Linked DNA regions of Homo sapiens: region 1 is linked to region 2. The links are chromatin contacts, found by Hi-C or POLR2A ChIA-PET in ENCODE. All regions are on one chromosome and are shown on one strand. The core of a region is the stretch at or near the end of the contact, and the rest is flanking DNA. Distances in the headings are between cores, read along the strand shown. Region 1 overlaps LOC105372562 (a long non-coding RNA gene). Region 2 holds the start of NXT1 (nuclear transport factor 2 like export factor 1).

Evidence for each region. A loop is a pair of places that touch in the nucleus more often than their neighbours do. ChIA-PET counts read pairs that join two places held with the same protein, here RNA polymerase II (POLR2A). Pooled maps may share reads with other maps.
Region 1: a map of heart left ventricle shows a loop between it and region 2 (3-fold over the local background). The contact joins the enhancer-like site here to the promoter of NXT1 in region 2. A Hi-C loop is called at or near these places in 4 of 168 maps with a recorded cell type or tissue (chondrocyte, heart left ventricle and heart right ventricle) and 6 of 50 pooled maps. POLR2A ChIA-PET finds 5 or more read pairs at or near these places in 1 of 52 experiments (HCT116).

Annotation. Positions count from the first base shown.
Region 1 is chr20:22,446,769-22,452,188 of GRCh38, reverse strand. LOC105372562 (a long non-coding RNA gene) reads left to right here. Exons shown (of 4, transcript XR_937337.3): 4 at 2,404-2,547. Among named protein-coding and RNA genes, the nearest start is that of LINC00261, 130 kb to the left of the region's middle. Within about 2 kb of position 2,673, at least 4 of the 41 ENCODE cell types and tissues checked have a DNase peak (open chromatin) inside an H3K27ac peak, as active enhancers do.
Region 2 is chr20:23,346,411-23,352,105 of GRCh38, reverse strand. It overlaps NXT1 (nuclear transport factor 2 like export factor 1), which reads right to left and starts at 1,315. Exons shown (of 2, transcript NM_013248.3): 1 at 1,045-1,315. NXT1-AS1 (NXT1 antisense RNA 1) reads left to right here and starts at 639. Exons shown (of 3, transcript XR_937384.2): 1 at 639-776. RefSeq lists enhancers at 464-513, 570-1,441, 1,380-1,674, 1,594-1,733, 1,442-2,314 and silencers at 1,004-1,273, 1,894-2,023.

The sequences.
Region 1 (5,420 bases), core at 1,424-3,923, 900 kb after region 2:
TTGTCTAGAAAGTCACAAGTTAACTTTTTACTGTGCATGGCCTAATTTGCAGGAAATGCTTTATACATAGATTTGTCCACCCATGCTCAAAGAAAACCCAGAATAAAAACCTGAATATAAAGCAGATGGATTACCAAACATGACTGAACACAGCGAGGAATTCATCTTCATTTTACTTTGGCAATAAACGTTTCTGATTTAGAGGTACCTGGAACAATTCTCTTTTTCCTGGTTGTTGTCCATGTTTCCCAGAAATATACCCAGTGGATCTATTGCCTGATCCTGATCCCCCCTCTTTGGTAACACAATGAAAACCAACATCAACAACTATGTGGAAGGGTTTGTTTGTTGTGAACTTATTTTGACTCCTGATGCTCATTCCTTTCTAAGAGCTCTGAAGTCATATGATTGAAATTTTATTCTTGAATTTTCTTAGGGATCAACTACAAATTTTCTCATCATTTCCAGAATGTAGCCTAATAATTCTTTGAACGATATGGCAACATTTGCTTCTTCCTAGCCTTCTGACAATTCTCATGATTGGTTTCTCTTTTTACTTATCAAGTAAAACCCTAAGATTTCATCTGCCAGATCTTTCCATTTCCATTGTAAAGTTGGACAATTTCTTAGCCCTTCACCAATTCTGGATTTTTGAATCTCTCCTTCAAATTTCCAATTTAAAAATCACTCTTCTTGATAGATTATTAAATCTATATCCAGTAATGGGTTTGTCACTTCTTTGTTTGTCTTTATCTAAATGTAGCAAAATAAACCCATCTGGTGGTTCTTAGATTTTAGTTTTTTGAAAGCATCTAACTAACACCTAGTCATTGGTTTCTTTGAAACTCTTTGATGGCGACATAGTTCTGTGTCTGTCTCTGTCCATCTTTTGTGTATTTTAAACAGCACAAAAGAAATCTCATTGTCCAGACACAATTGTTTAGATGCATTTATCTTTATAAACATATATATTCCAACGTTTTTCAAAATAAAGTCTTATGATCAACAACTCATAGGTCTTACATAATAGCAAATTTTCATGAATAGGATATATACCTAATTAGCTGCCCTTGTTATTTTAAATACTTACTCTATTTACCAAAAATCGACTGAGCCAACCTGCCAACTTGTTTTTAAGGGCACATGATTATATTATATCTGTGTATATCTCTTTCACGTTTGCCCAACCATTTGAGCTGCCTTTGATCATAAATATCATTTCTAGAATCCCATAACCTCTTTTGTATAGTAGTTAGCTACACACGTTGATATGAAATGTGCAATAATTTTACAATGATTCTTGTCAAACAGAAGCCTTTTCTACCTTAGATCATAAAACTTAATTTCCAATTTCCTCCTCCCAAAGAAGAAATGATCTTTGCCCCCAAGTGGATAATTGGATCATGGAGGCAGGTAATAGCTTAACAGTTACTAGGTAATATTACCTTAGAGGAGGTGGTTAAGGACAGGATAATAACTCTGGCTTCTGAGGGGATGGGTGCAAGGGGAGCGGCAAGAACTTCTATTTGTTGAACATTTGTGCTGTGCCAGACACTGGTCTGGTGACCTTGTTATTGGCACTTAGCTCATCCATTCTCCACTTGCCTCCTAATTTCTTCTCATGCCACTCATTCTCTTGCTTCATGCCCTTTAGTGGTTTCCAATAGTTCTTAGCACAAACACCAAGCTCCTTTGAGGCCTGGTATGGTTTGGCTCATGCCGACGTTGTCAGCCTCAGTTTTTTGTCTTCGTCTCTTTGTTTTCACTGCCTCACTGCCACTAACCTTCTTTCCTTTGGCCACAACTGTTTGGTTCACCTGGGTATCCCAAGCCCAGTCTGTTTCTGGCACAGAGTAGGTGCCAAATATATATTTCTTGGGTGAAGGAACAAATAAGTGAATGCATTTAATCCTTTCAACCATCCTAGGGTAAGGAAATAGAGGGTTATATGGATTCGGCCACATGCCTGAGTCCCAGCTCATAACAAGGAGAGGTTAACAAGGTCTTAGCCACGCTATTTAAATTGCTCTCAGAGCCTGCATCAGATCCATGTTAAAACCCTTTTGCAGATGAAGAAGCACACACGGTTGAACTGGCTGCCCAAATACAAGGGAGAGATAGTGGGGAATATGCCCGCTAACTGCATCCTGAAGCAATTTTCTTTCCCCTCAGATGTGTTTACCACCTATGGTGTTCCTTGAGAGGTTTTATTTATCTGTGGATTTTCTTTGAAGGAAGGCAGCCAGAGGAGGTTTCTTAGAAGCCAAGGTGAGAATTAGTAAGATGCATTGATATGGCACCTTTTATAACACTGAAAAATGATCATTAGACTCACTCTCAAGGATGAGGGATTTGCATTTGGCTTGCGTTGTGCAAACAGGGCTTTTGTTGATTTATCAACAGGACTTCGCTTGGGGTTTTGGATTGGATTCCAGAGGTTGGCACCTACGCTCTAAAAAATCTAAACAGAAGGAGAAAATAAATCACCAACTGGCACTTTAAAGACAAAGATTTATACCAGATTTAATAAACTTCCTGTCTTGCTGAGCATGAGGAAAATGTCGTGTTTACCCCGATGCTCTCTGCTCCTGGCAGCGTGTGTGCTGAGTTGGAAGGGCTGCAGAAGTGGGTCACGCTCACCCAACTGGAACTCGAAAGACTCATAGAGAGCAAGCACTGGACAATGGCCTGGTGTCCATGATGTATCCCTGCCTGTCGTTACTAATCCTACTCAGGGCCAAGCTGGAGAGAAATGTGAGTCAAGTCATATTGTCTTGTGTGGGTTCCCTAAAAGCAGACCCAAATCGAAGATTCAAGCACAAGCTGTTTATTTTGGGAGTGATTCCAGGAAACAGCAGTCAGGGGTTGGGGAAGTGAGAGAGGAAGGCAGTCTGGGAAGGTTATGCCATGAGGCCAGTTTCCACCATGGGCATGCAGAGCTTAAACCTGCTGGGGACCTCTAGGAGCCAGCATCAAGCATGTGCCTCAGATTTATCTCAACCAAGGGGCGAACGAGCTCATGTGCCTATCTGCTAATTCTCTCAGGGACTGGTCAAAGGCTGCTCCCAGAAGCATTAATTCCTCAGGACATTCAGCCTGTAGCACCTGTGGACAGAACAGATGTCAGCACCAGACAAAGTACTCAAGTAAAGGGATGCAGGTTGGAAGAGAGGGACACTCACTGAACTGTTACAGATCTCAGAGCAACAGTGACTCTGACTCAAAACAAAGCAAACATCCACCACAGTTAAATCAAATCCTTATTTCTTTGTGACTTCTCCTTTTACTATTTATGGTGGTTCACACACATGGTCTGGGAGGTGTAAACATCTTACCATATCTCCCATCATACATAGTTAAGCTTTCTTGGACTCAGTCATCATATTTATCCAAAAATTATTGACTTTCACCACTAGTATTGCAAGCAGCCCTAAAATTACAACTACAGCTCTGTATGGTGACAAGGAGCATGCACTTTCCCACTGTCTCCACATCAACAAGTGAGAAACACCTGGATCAAAATTGGCATAAACAATCAACATGACACTGGGTTTTGGAGTGTAATATGGACCTGATTTACTTCCAGCTGGGAAATAAATCTTTTGCCAAACTAAGTATATACTCACTCACACACTGGAGAAGAAATGAGAAACAGGGCACATGGTTAAATAGTTTAGTAGTTACAAAATTGTTGTTAGTAAAATGACTTACTGGATGATCTGTAAGTCTGGTGGCATCATGAAGACTTAGCCATCATTCGGGATATTCACCGCCTTGTGTGCAATTCAATCCCCCTAAGTCTTCTTGCTTCCACTAAAGTAGCCTCACCCTCCCTTTCATTTACTGCTGACCGGATCTTATGGGCCTTACAGTCATTCATTCCCCTCCTTTACCCTTTAGGCTGCCTTTAAAGCCAGATTCACTGCTTTATCTTGAAACCAAAGCCTTTTTTTGTTTTTTAAACCAATGTCAGCTTTACTTAAACTACCAAGGAGGATAATCTTTGTATTTTTCTCCTTGGAAGAACATTGAGTTCGAAATTAAGGTGCTTTGTTGCTAGTCACAGGAGTGCCATCTGCTAGTTTTGTTTGCTTTTATCTCCAGTTCCCTCCTCTTTGAAGTTGGAGTTAGATGAGATTGTTCCAAAAGTGCGTTATTCTGGATAATTTCTTTTTAATATGTGTTCTTATTAACTTGCCTTTTCTAACACAGCCTTCATTATTGTGACAAGAAGGTGAGTTTGACTATATTGGAGGGCTCTGTTCACCTATTTCCTCCATTTGGAAAATGATTCTGCTTTCTATTCTCCCTTTGTTTCTGGAGATAGATTCAATCATGAGCATCAGCGAACTTGCAGTGATAACTTTGTAAGAGATTGTTTCTGTTTCTCTATTGACGAATCAATTGATTAGTGAATCAGTCTTACATTTTAGAAGGCAAAATGTGTAAAAACTATGATCTTCTCTTTGAGTTAGCCATGCTTATTAAAGACATGGCTATTCATTTCATGTTGGCAAAAGTGTGCTTCACTAGATATGTCAGGTATTACAGAAAAAAAATAGGTACTGCTCACAGGAAATCCTGGGTTAAAGCAAGTAAAACAGGTTTGGGAAATGCTATAACCTCTAACTCCAAGTAGTGAATCAAAAGAACAGCAGCCTATTTAAGGAGCTGGAGAGTCCTACAGAAAAAAAAAAAAAAAGTAATCCATGTGAAGAAAACATGGAAAAACGTTGGTCTATAAATCCTCTCATACCCAGGAGGCACAGAGGCAAAAATGTAGTTCAAGAAATGATACAACACCATTTAAACATCTCCTCCAGTCGGAAGGAAAGCCACCACACTAGCAATGTTTTGGCATCTGGCCGACCCTCTCTCTCTGGGACTGTGTGAAAGAATTCACTCTGAGTTATGTGGTATGTCGCTAAGCATTGTAACATCAAATTTTTTGTGTAGACAGAATACAAATTAGAGTGGAAACAGACAATCATGGAATAAATGTTCTTAGCATACGAAGAGGGAAAGGATACTCATTGGTGCTGGATAATGAAACTAAAATTCCTGCAGCTAAGATGTGAGGGAGAGGAGGGGCCTTACAAGGCTCACCATCTTCATGTCCATCTGTGCTGTTACACAAGTCACAACATGTGATGGCCAGAATGCTGGGATTTTCATCCCTGGCTGGTATTTCCTTATTTTGCTATTAAAACACCTCAAAGTTGAAGAACAATGGTCAATATTTAGGCATATTATGAAATCACTTCAGTTCTTCTTGACTGGAAGTTTATTTATTTGGATTTGTTAAATTAATAATTTCTAAAGTTGGTACTCAACATTGTGTAAGCATGACTTTTGGAAATATTACCAAGCAACGTGTCATGAACAGCTAATAGAGGGAAATTATAGTTAAGTGAAGTCTC
Region 2 (5,695 bases), core at 66-2,565:
GTTGTTATACTGTATAGTTTAGGAAATAATGACAAGAAAAAAAAAGCCTCTACATGTTCAGTACAAACGCATTTTTCTTTTTCTGAAGAATATTTTTGATTTGAGGTTGGTTGAATCCACCCCACGCGGAACCCACGACTAAGAAGCGCTGTGTTTGCTAAGGGCTTCACACAAATTACCTCATTTAAATGTTACCACAAATGGATGAAAAAGGTATTACTATAACAATTTTACAAATGAGAAAAGGGAAACCTAGGGCTGGATCAAAGTAACGACGGTTAAGTACACTCCTGATCTATCGTTTACAAGACTAGACTGAGGGCTGAAATTTTGTCAATACAACGCTGTCCTTGTACTCGCGTAAGCAAGTCTCCATGAGCACAACTCCAGGACTGCTAGAGTGGGAATTTTCTCCCAGGGACCCCATTTCTCTTTGGCTGGAATTCCCGATCTCCACCTCACTCCTCCTCCCTCCATGGCACCAGTCCCCCCATCATCTCAGAAATGCCCCTCTTCTCCGCCCCTGGCTGTCTTTCCAAACACAATCTAACAACTGGCCACGCCCCCACACACCATAGAAGGACCATCTCCACTTACGGTTTTCAGCTACCTATGAGGTCGTCAGTCCCGCTGTCTGTGTCAAATCAGAAAAAGAACCTGACCGTGAGGACTAGAGTAAGAGGCTGTGAAGACTGCCGCCTCCTCGCACGACCCACACCGTCGAGTGTCCGGAGATGGACGGGAAAAGCTACCACAGTGGCATGGCCTTATTTCCTGTGAGTCGCCTTTAATTCAAACCTAGACAGACGCACGCCCTGCCCGGCCCTCCTCAGACCCGAGAGCTGCGCTGTGAGGGGACGCGCCTCCCCTCGTTGATGAGAATTCGCTGCCACGCTTTTTGCACAGGCGAGAGCCTCACCGCGGCGGCAACTCTACCACGTGGACAAAGGCACAGCCGTGTCTCATTCTCGACAATGGAGGAGGGCGTGGGGTATGCACTAGGGGCTGTCTCGGGGGTCAGACCGCCGGGGGACGGCAACGTACCTGCGCGGCGACGTCCAGGGTCAGCGCGGGCCGCGGCCCCCACGGTCGGGACGCCCCCCGCGTGGGACGCAGTTCCACTGAGGGGCCGGCCGCGGAGGTCACAAGGTGGGCCCACCGAAGCCTCTGGTAGGGGCACGGGAAGAGCCGCCTTTCTCTCCTCCTCCTCCTTCTTGGAGGCTTACTCTGGGTCACCGGGGCCCCAGAGCCGGGGGACTTTCCGGCGCAGTTCCGCGGCTTCCCGCGCGCGGCCAGCCGGTCTCCACGCAGACGCGAGCGCCCCGGCGCCGCCCTCTCCCGCATTCCCGTGACGGGCAGCGAAGTCAGCCAGTGGGACTGCGGGCCGGAAGGCTAACTCCGCCCATGTGTGGCTTATAAGAGGCGGTAGCTTCCGGGAGTGTCACTTTCCCAGAAATCCCGGCAAATCCGCCCTAGAGTTTTCGTTGGTCCAACCGGGCCACAGACTCCGGCCCGTCTGGTTAGGTGGGATGCCTGATTGGGCCAAACCTCTTAGGTCCCGCACCTAGAGCGGGGAGTAGCGTCTGCTTTTTTTTCCGCTGAGCGGAGGCCGCTAGGCTGGAGAGGGAGGGGAAGGTGTGTGGGGTCGGGTGAGATGCTTTCCCCTCGTCCCGCATGCGCCTGTATTGGAGTGATTTCAGTTAAAAGTCTCGTGAAACGTCACCAGTGATGTAGTCACGGCCAGCAGCAGCTGCCTGACCCCGCCGAGGCCTTCCGTCTGGCAACATGTGGGGCGCCGCAATGCTTGAGGCCACGGCGAGGGCAACGCCGGCCGCGCCCCGTGGAAACCGCGTGGCGGAGTGCTTGAGCCGATCGCGCTCTTTAGGAGTTAGGCCACTTAGAGGCGACATCTTGGTGGACACGGAGGAAGCCAGTTTTAGTCAGATGGGAAAAGTAGCTAAAAGTGGGAGGAGACTGGGGCGAGGGTGGGACGTGGGGGAGGCGGGGGCGTGACGGCGGCTCTCCACTGCCCTGAGGCTTGAGGGGCCCCGGGAAACCCGGGCCCGGCTGGGGTTGGGACTCTGTTCTTCCGCGTTCATAGCTACGATTCAGCTGTTCTGGAATGAGAACTGGATTTTTACTGAACTTTACGAACAGGCTCAACAGGATGTAACCATTCAGTGTGGAGGCATGAGAAACTATAGCTTGTAAATTAAAAGAAAAACCTCATTTCTTTAGACAACATTTTCAGCTCCATCTGCTGGTCTGAGGCTGAATAATTAATTGAAAAGCCAGGAGAGAAATGGGGCTAGATGAAGTGAGGTAGTTTAACCTGTGCTTTCTTGGCGTCCCGTCGGCTCCCTTTGCTTGCATTCCTAAGAGAATCTTGGTCTCAGATTTCAGGACAAGTGGAAAACAGTTGGGCTATTTAGTATAGGCCACCCCTTCCCCCCCGCACCCTCTCCCCCCACACACTTCAGTTAAGTAGGTGGAAAGTTTGGATTATTAAAAAGACACGTTGGAGGCTGAGCAGAGAGTGTGAAAGAGCATTTTCGGGGCTTTGTGAACTAACATGGCCTTTTGAACCCCAAGGCAGTGATACTTGGATTGATCTAAATCAGCGTGGATGGAATGGAAGTGGGAATGCGTTGATTTACTGCACGCTCAGTAGTTTGGATGCTGTGCTGCTTTTGTTTCCTGTATAATAAGCCCCTTTAATTTGTTTCACATAACTTATTGGGGGAGGTACCATTATTTCTGATTTTATAGACAAGGAGGCTGACAAAGAACCATCCTGGTGTCACAGGGTCGATTCATACCTAGAAAAGTATGAAGATTCATACCTAGAAAAATTAGAAGAACATTAATGCAGCTCCAAGGCCTTTTAAAAATGCGAGACTTTAGCTTTGAAAGGCAGCTGTTCTGCCTTTTAGGTTTGTGGGGTCTGCCTTTTAGGTTAGGGTCCTTTTAGGTTTGTGTCTCCAGCATATAAAATTGTGCCTGACCCAAAGCAAGGGCTCAATAAATACTGTTTGAATGAACAGACAAACCTGGGTTCAAATCATGCTCCTCAACTGCACAGTTGTGATGATCTGTCCTCAACACTCACTCCCTGCTCTCTTTGGAAGCAACCCTGGCTTTTATTCCCCCTATTTGTAGCAGGACAAGCCGCAGACAAAACCCCTCAGAAACCAAGTTAAAGAAGGAAGGGCTTTATTCGGCCAGGGAACTTCAGCAAGACTCACGTCTCCAACAACCGAACTCCCCAAGTGAGCAATTCCTGTCCCTTTTAAGGGCTCACAACTCTAAGGGGGTCCACGTGAGAGGGTCATGATCAATTGAGCAAGCAGTGGGTATGTGACTGGGGCTGCATGCACAGGTAATTAGAACGGAACAGGACAGGACAGGGATCTTCACAGTGCCTTTTTTATGCAAACAACCAATTAGGTCAGGAGTCAATCTTTACCAGGCCCAGGGTGTGGCGCTGGGCTGTCTGCTTGTGGATTTCATTTCTGCCTTTTAGTTTTTACTACTTTTTTCTTTGGAGGCAGAAATTGGGCATAAGACAATATGAGGGGTGGTCTCCTCCCTTACTATGATCCTGGAGTTTGGGGAGGTCAGAGACATCCCTGGTTCCAAAGGACACACGACTGGCACTGTATGCGTTGAGCACAGCTGAGGGTGGTCGGAGGCCCAATTAGGGCCACTGAGCCTGGAGGTGTTTGCTGAAGGATTCTGGGGAAGGAGATTTTTCTCCCTTCCCTTCTGGACTCACAGTGTGTGGATAGCACTGTTGCAGCCATCTTGCTGCCCTGAGTGGTAGACCCTTGATGAGGCAGACAGGAAAGCTGGGAAGAAATCAGGCTCTTGATGACTATGTTGGGAGTCAAATCATCCCTCAAGTTTGGACTTTTCAGTTTCAAGAGCCAGGAAATCCTTTTATCTTTTGTACTATTTAAAATTGGGCATAAGCATAAAGTTATTTGCAACCTGACTAGTGTGGCTTAAGCATTAGCAGGGTGGCTGTGGCAAGTGAGTTAGCCTCTTTGAGGCTCAGCTGCCTCCTCTGTAGAATAGGGGCAATGGTCATATCCATCTCCTCGGGCTGACGTGAAGAGCGAACGAAACAATGCATGCTAAGTGCTTCATATGGGGCCGAGCATGAAGTAGCATCCAGAAAGCGTTGGGAAAGCAGAATCATGCTTTGACATTTTGCATCTATAGCAACTTCCTTATTTGCCAACAATCCCTCCAATGACTGGCTTTTAAACTTGGAAGAAGTGTATTGACAAATTGGTGGGATTTGTCACCAAATTGCATGGGCCCTTCTGAAGATGAGCCCAGTGGTCCCATGTGCAGCGTGGAGTCCGTCCAGGGAGGAAGGGCACATCTGGTCACACAGGCAGAGTCCTTGGCAGCTCTGATGACAGGCTTGATTTAAGGATCTTTAAGTCTGTAAATAGAGGATTGATCTTTTCCCTCATTGTCAATGTTGTTCTCTGGCGCAGGATCTTAACAGCATTTGTTTGCCATGAGAGGCTGCATGACTTGGAGCCAGTCAATCTACGGTGACAGCAAAGCAGTTGTGACTCTAATGTACTGCCACCAAAAACACTTTCTTTTCCGTCTCTCAGCCTTAGCAGGATCATCTGAGCCACTGCCAGTTCAGAGTGAGCTGGGGCTGCTTTTCCAGGAGGGCAGTTGGGGACCTGACTTTTGAGGAGATTCTGAGGTTTACTGAAGGAGCAAACCCTATGGGGTTAGACAGAGTTTTGTGAAATCTGAGCTCTGCCTTCTCTGTACTTCAGTTACTGCCTCTGTAAAATGGGGGTGTGGACACTGTAGACATTAAATGGCAGTGTATAAAGGAGGCACCATCTGGAGCATTTGTCCAGCCTGCAATGATGCCGTTTGTCTGAGAAGGTTGTAGGGATCATTTCTGGTTTGAATCTCAGCCCTCTTCCCAGCTCAGCCACCAGCCATCTGGAATTGTGGGAGAGGTCAGACGGCTGCAAAGCCTCTATGTGGAATTGGAACTAAATACACATATTTATCAGTATTTAATGGAAGACTGCAGGATGCTTGCAGAGTCTACAGAAGGCACTGGTAAGGTGGCTCTTTTAGTCTGGGAACAAGAACTGGGCAATGGATGCCTCAGAGGCTGAGTTGGACTGACAGAGCTGTGACCAGTGTCTAGAACCTGGGATTCTCCACTAAAGTCAGATTCTCAGGAGAGAGTTGGATTGGCCCAACTTCAGTCATGTGCCACCCCTCTGCTGCCCAGGAGGGATGGGTGGCTTGAGGGACAGTCCTGCCAAAAACACCTGGGGAGGAAGTTTCTCAAAAGAAGTAATGTGGAGGAGCTGTTCCCAAAGGAAGCGGGGGATTCTGAGAAGGCAGGAATAACTGAGGCCATGAGCACAGACAGAGGATGAAGCAGAGGTCAAGGTCATGTGACCAGAGGAGAGAACTGGAGCAAGACATGTATGCACACACACATGCACACATGGACACTCACATATGCACACTTACATGTACACATGCACACTTACATGTACACATGCGTACACACGAGCTATGGAGAATGGTTGCCTTGATTCCTTACTATGATGGATTACATTTTCTGAAAATGGACACAAAATAAATTTCTGGTCCCATGTCCTCATCTGGAACCTTACCTTGCCACCCGCTGTCA